Regions from separate parts of the Homo sapiens genome. Here region 2 is linked to region 1. Evidence: chromatin loops called from intact Hi-C (ENCODE). Cell type or tissue: heart left ventricle. All regions are shown on one strand.

What was found. A loop is a pair of places that touch in the nucleus more often than their neighbours do. Peaks named below come from ENCODE experiments on the same cell type or tissue, not always from the same donor. Only the 100,000 strongest peaks of a DNase experiment are listed, where the experiment ranks them.
Region 2: a loop joins it to region 1, with 2.4 times the contacts of the local background. A loop is called at or near these places in 25 of 110 quality-filtered maps.

The regions. Positions count from the first base shown.
Region 1 is chr9:38,016,108-38,018,607 of GRCh38, reverse strand. SHB (SH2 domain containing adaptor protein B) reads left to right here. Exons shown (of 6, transcript NM_003028.3): 2 at 2,477-2,500. Among named protein-coding and RNA genes, the nearest start is that of SHB, 52 kb to the left of the region's middle. RefSeq lists a silencer at 982-1,276 and an enhancer at 959-1,722. In heart left ventricle, a CTCF peak has its summit at 1,086; a DNase peak (open chromatin) is centred at 1,057; H3K27ac peaks cover 1,604 bases.
Region 2 is chr9:37,967,911-37,970,410 of GRCh38, reverse strand. The region is part of intron 3 of SHB (SH2 domain containing adaptor protein B); the gene reads left to right. Among named protein-coding and RNA genes, the nearest start is that of SLC25A51, 65 kb to the right of the region's middle. In heart left ventricle, no CTCF peak of the experiment used is centred here; a DNase peak (open chromatin) is centred at 1,110.

The DNA of each region.
Region 1 (2,500 bases):
CCTCACTTTGAAGTTCAAAAGCAAATTGATTAAATATACATTTTAGGAACTTTCCAATTTGCTTCTTAAACTAACAGAATTCTAGACTTTTTTTTTTTTTTCAATGGAAGGATTTTCAACTGTCAGCAGGTATAACTGGAACCATATGTCAGCAGAGACCAGGGGCTTTTCCTGGTTTTAGGATTTGTACATTCTTACTGAAACGGAAGTAAGTGGAGCAGGCAGCCGCAGCTCCATGACAGCCTGAGCTCAGATCTCATTTTAATTAGAAAATATAGGTAGCACTTGCTGAATCACAGTCCTTCCAGAACTCCTGTCCCAGGGCAAACAAAGATTTGGTTTATATCCTGCAAACCTCTGTGTTTGCAAATTACAGAGCACTTCTGAGAGCTGGAATGGCGATTTCTAGATTACTATGGAGACTGCAACCCAACTGCCTCTCCCACCCCGCCAGCAAATCCCCCCAAATGATTTTGTTTTCCAGGGGAGACATTTTTTCCCTTCCTTATTGCAAAATAGATGGAGCATGTTCATGTTGAAGAGAGACAGTGAGGAAATCTGGGACAAGAGAAATAAGATTAGATGTCATCCACAGCAGCAACTCATTTTCTCCATTTGGATGTCTGGCCCCTTGAACTCTGAGACACAAAACCCTGCACCTGACCAGCATCTGAACTGTTCCGTTTGACAGCAGTTTATGTGTATAATTTTCTCCCTAATGTATTCTGCAAATGGTAGAGTAGAAATAGCAAATGAAAGACATTGCAAGGCCTAGCTCTCTCCCACCCCTTCTTTCCCTGGCCTGGTGTCATTTGAGCTCAGTGAGTCTCAAGAAAGGCTGCCATTACAATGTCAGCATCTGGAAGCCACCCCTACTGGGTCCCCACTGGGACTCAGAGCCTGAGCCACAGCCACGGAGAAAGTGGTGGAGTAGCGGCAGCGGGAGCCATAGATGCTCCAGTGCTGGGCACTCTGGGCTTCGGTCTTCACTGATGAGCTTCTCTTGTTTGGGGAGCAGTGACCGCTGTGTGCTAAACCTCCCGTTGGCCTCCAGCCACTTGCCAGGGACAGAGCTGCCGCCTGCTGTCCCTTTCCGGGCATCACATTCCTGGCAGCTGGCGGTCACTTGCTCACCCTGCCAGGACGGCTGCCACAAGCTGCCATTTACCAGGCAGACAAAGGGGGATTTTCCCTTCCCCTGAGTTTGCAGGCCCCTCAAATGCCTTACATTCCAGGAGCTGAGAGAACAGGCTCCTGTGGTTTCTAATTAAACCCACAATTTAAATAACAATTCATGTAACCCCAAGGGTTGAGAGGAACGCTAACCTGCCCCCTCCCAAGAGAAGCAGCCGGGTGGCACTGGCTGAGGAGCTGAGGGCTTGGTCTTTGCCAGAAATGTGACCAAAAAGGGCAAGAGGGAAGTCCCAGGACAAGTTTATGATGAAGCGGGGCTAAGCAGGAGGGGCGTGGATTCGGTGGGTTCTGTGCCTCTCCTAAAGGTTAGGAAGTAAAAAGAGGGAGGAACACTTGCCATGTTTAATTGGAGCCTGCAATCGAGAATTTTTACTCTTCTCCAGGGAAAACGTGGAACGGTGGTCTCTGAAGTGTTAGAATCCCAGATACTCAGGTTCTCATGGGAGTGCCCCCCACCCCCAGGTGACTCACTCTTTGTCTGTGAGTTGGAGAATTTTTCTCTGGGGAGAAGAGGCAGGGGCTGTGTTCTGGACTACAGACAAGTGGGGAGCTCAGGCAGGGCCCTGGGAGGCAGAAGATCTGGCCAAGCCTCTGCTCACACTGGACCTCAGTTTACCCATGTGTTGTCGAGGGGTCTTTGGGTTTGTTGCTTTCAGGTCCTTACTGGCCCTGGCTGTCTGTCGATCCTTGAGCTGCTTTTGTGTTTTTATTTGGTCTGTCTGGGGCCACAGTGATCTTTGTATGTAGTTGATCTCACCAAATTGTTGTCTGATGACCCAAGGCGTGGTTATGTTCCAGGTCTGGGGAAATGGAACGCCGAGCTAATTATCTCTAGACAAACTCTTCTGTGCCTCAGCCAGCACCAGGAGCATGTCAGCATTTCTAGGCTTTCTGTGATCTCGTTTCCAACTTTTCCTCCACTTCCATTCCATTAAACCGAGCAACTCACATTCCCTGAGGATGCCCTCCAGGTTCTCGCCTCCATGCTTAGTGTGCATTGTTACCTTCACCAGATGCCCTTCTGTTCTCACCTCACTGTGCCTGGAGCCAGCCAGGCATGCACGAGCTCAGAGGGCTCTTCATCGCAGTGGAGCCCTGCCAGTATGGGTCCCATTCGTTACCCCTGTGAGATGTGGAGCTCCCTGAGTCCGGGCGCCGGCTTTAGTTCCTGCCTCCCCTGCCTCTCCTTGCTCATCTAGCTGAGGCCCAAAGCCTAGCTGTGAAGAGATGTGAAACAAAAAAGCCAAAGGTGGACTCACACCTGCCATCTTCCTCCCTGCAGGTGACCATAGCCGATGACTACTCA
Region 2 (2,500 bases), 48 kb after region 1:
GAAGGCTCAGTTATCACTTCCCAGTTGTCACAAAAACAGCTCTTAGAGTGTGTGAGGTGGCCCCAACTTCTTAGGAATGAAAGTTTCCCCTTCTCTGAGAATGGCTGACATGGAATTTAATTAAGGATTCAGAGAGTTGTTGGTGAGAAATACTTGGAGCCGTCCAAACAGCAAACCCTGGGTGTTCGTTGCCTGCTCTTCTCCAGGAAGCTGACTGTGGCCTCACCAGACCCCCACTCCCACTTGTCGGATCCCAATCCCCAGGACAATGCCCAGTCAGGTTCCACCACGGGCTGCTGGCTGCAGGGAGTGGACTGCAGCTCTGCCTCCACAGGGAAGTGATGTGGCTTCCATCAAGCTGTCAGCCCCCTTCCCACCCGGCAGAGACACCAGCCTTCCAGAGCAGGCTAGACTCTGTTCCTGGCCCACTTTGAATCACCCCAGGAGTCTTTACAGCAACCAGCAAGGCCAGCAGTTGGGTCTAGAAATGGCCTTCTTGCTCTGTCCCCAACCCACCCCCGCCAGGTGCAGCTTGGGCCCACACGAGGCCTATGTGGCACCCCCTGCCCAATGTTGGGAAGGGGACAAGGAGCCTTGGATGATGTCATGGTGTCTGGGGGTGGTGCAGGTTGGTGTGGCAGGTCTACCTGGTTGCCAGGCTGTGTGGCACAGATTGCAAGATGGACAAATGGAACCTGAGCAGAAAGTGGCCACGTAGGGAGGGGCCCACAGGCAGGGACCAAGGAGCCGGGGTGGATAGCCTGTAGAAGCAGACCTCGGTGGAGGTGGCAAAGACACCAAATCGGTGTCTTCACACCTCTGAAGGACCAGTGTGAGGACTGGGCATGAACATGTCCTGGGAGTCTCAGTTTCTCCACCTGGGAAGTAAGACCAGTAGTTCCCACTTCAGAAGGGTCTTGGTGAGATTTGATGGGTATCACATCAGGAAAGTACTGGCATTGTTGCTAGCATTTACTGAGCACTTTCTGTGTGCATTCTCTCATTCAATCCTCATAATCACCCTCTGGGAGGTTAGTTTCCTCCTTTTACAGATAAGGAAGCTAAGGTCCCATGAGAAGAAATAACTTGGCTGGGGGCCCAGCCCATGGCTGGTCAGCAGCAGAGCCGGACTTTGAACCTGTCAGCTCCAACTCCAGAGCCCCTGCCCTAACCCAGTCAAATGTCTGGCCTCTCTGGTGCTATCCAAGATGCTGCAGGAAATATGATTGGAGCTCTCATCCCCCCACAGCCCTCAAGAGGTATCGCATGCCCTTCATCTCACTTGCACTAATTTCTTCATCTCACTTGCACTAATTTCTGCGACATCTACACCAGGATATGTAACTGGGTGGTGGCTTCCCACCTGAAATGGATCCAGTCAGGGTTTCTGTGGGGGACTGGGTTCTGGAGGTTCGTGCTTTCATTGGAGGGGGACCAGCGCCATCCCATGGGTTGGTCTTCTCCTACCACCACTCAGCACAGAGAGGGGCCCGTATACCATAGAGTCCCACATACCATAGAGTCCCACTCCCTGTCCTTCTGGGGAAACTAAGGCTCAGAGTGGAGAAGGGAACAGCTGGAGACCTCATGGCAGAGCCAGTCAGGCCATACATAGAGGAATGACCAGCATTTCCTTTTAACCCAGTGAGTAAACGGCTATGTCTTTAATAATTTGCACTTGTATCTGAGAAGTAAGTAACTGCAGCTCTTGAGCTTGATAGAGGAGCCAGATGACAGGAGGGTGTGTGAAGGGCACCCCCCAGACCTTCTTGAGAAACTAAGTCATCTCATTTCGATTCACCATCTGAAGCTTTGTCTCCGTGAAAGTTACTCTTCAGGCAGTGTCCTTGGCTCAGCCAGGTCTGCCTCATAGCAAAGATAAAAGACACATGACTCAAATACTGCTCAGCATACTTATTTTGGGTACTTATCTGTCTTCCCCACTAGCTCCTTGGCAGATTTCTCTGCCCTAGAAGTTTAGGACAGTGTCTTGCATGTTGGGACCCATGGGGCAATGGGATGAGTCAGACAGTCCCAAGTTCACATGCCGGCTCCACCCTTCACCACTTCGGGACCTGAGACAGACTGTTCAGTCTCCCTGAGCCTTAGTTTACTTATCTGTAAAATGGGGATGGTCACAACTTCTCACACTGGATCTCTGTGTTGATTAAATAAAAACAAAAGATCTGAATGAAAAGACATGGTAAGCCCTAAAGGATCATTTGGTGTTTTGGTTTTCAGAATTGGTTTTGGTGTTCAGAGGGGGCTTGCTGTATTACATAAAATTCAATTTAACATAAAAACCATGTTGCATAAAGAAGTACTTAGTGGCCACAGAGGACCTGTTTCCAAAGCTCATTCCCAGTTATGCCTGGCAATGGGAAGCACGGATGGTGTGGAAAGCACCACTTCTTCAGGAAACCCCATATCCCAATTCCAGCAACAGTTCTAACGAGTCCCCTGGTTCTTCCATTCTTTACTCAGTCCCTCCCGAGGATTG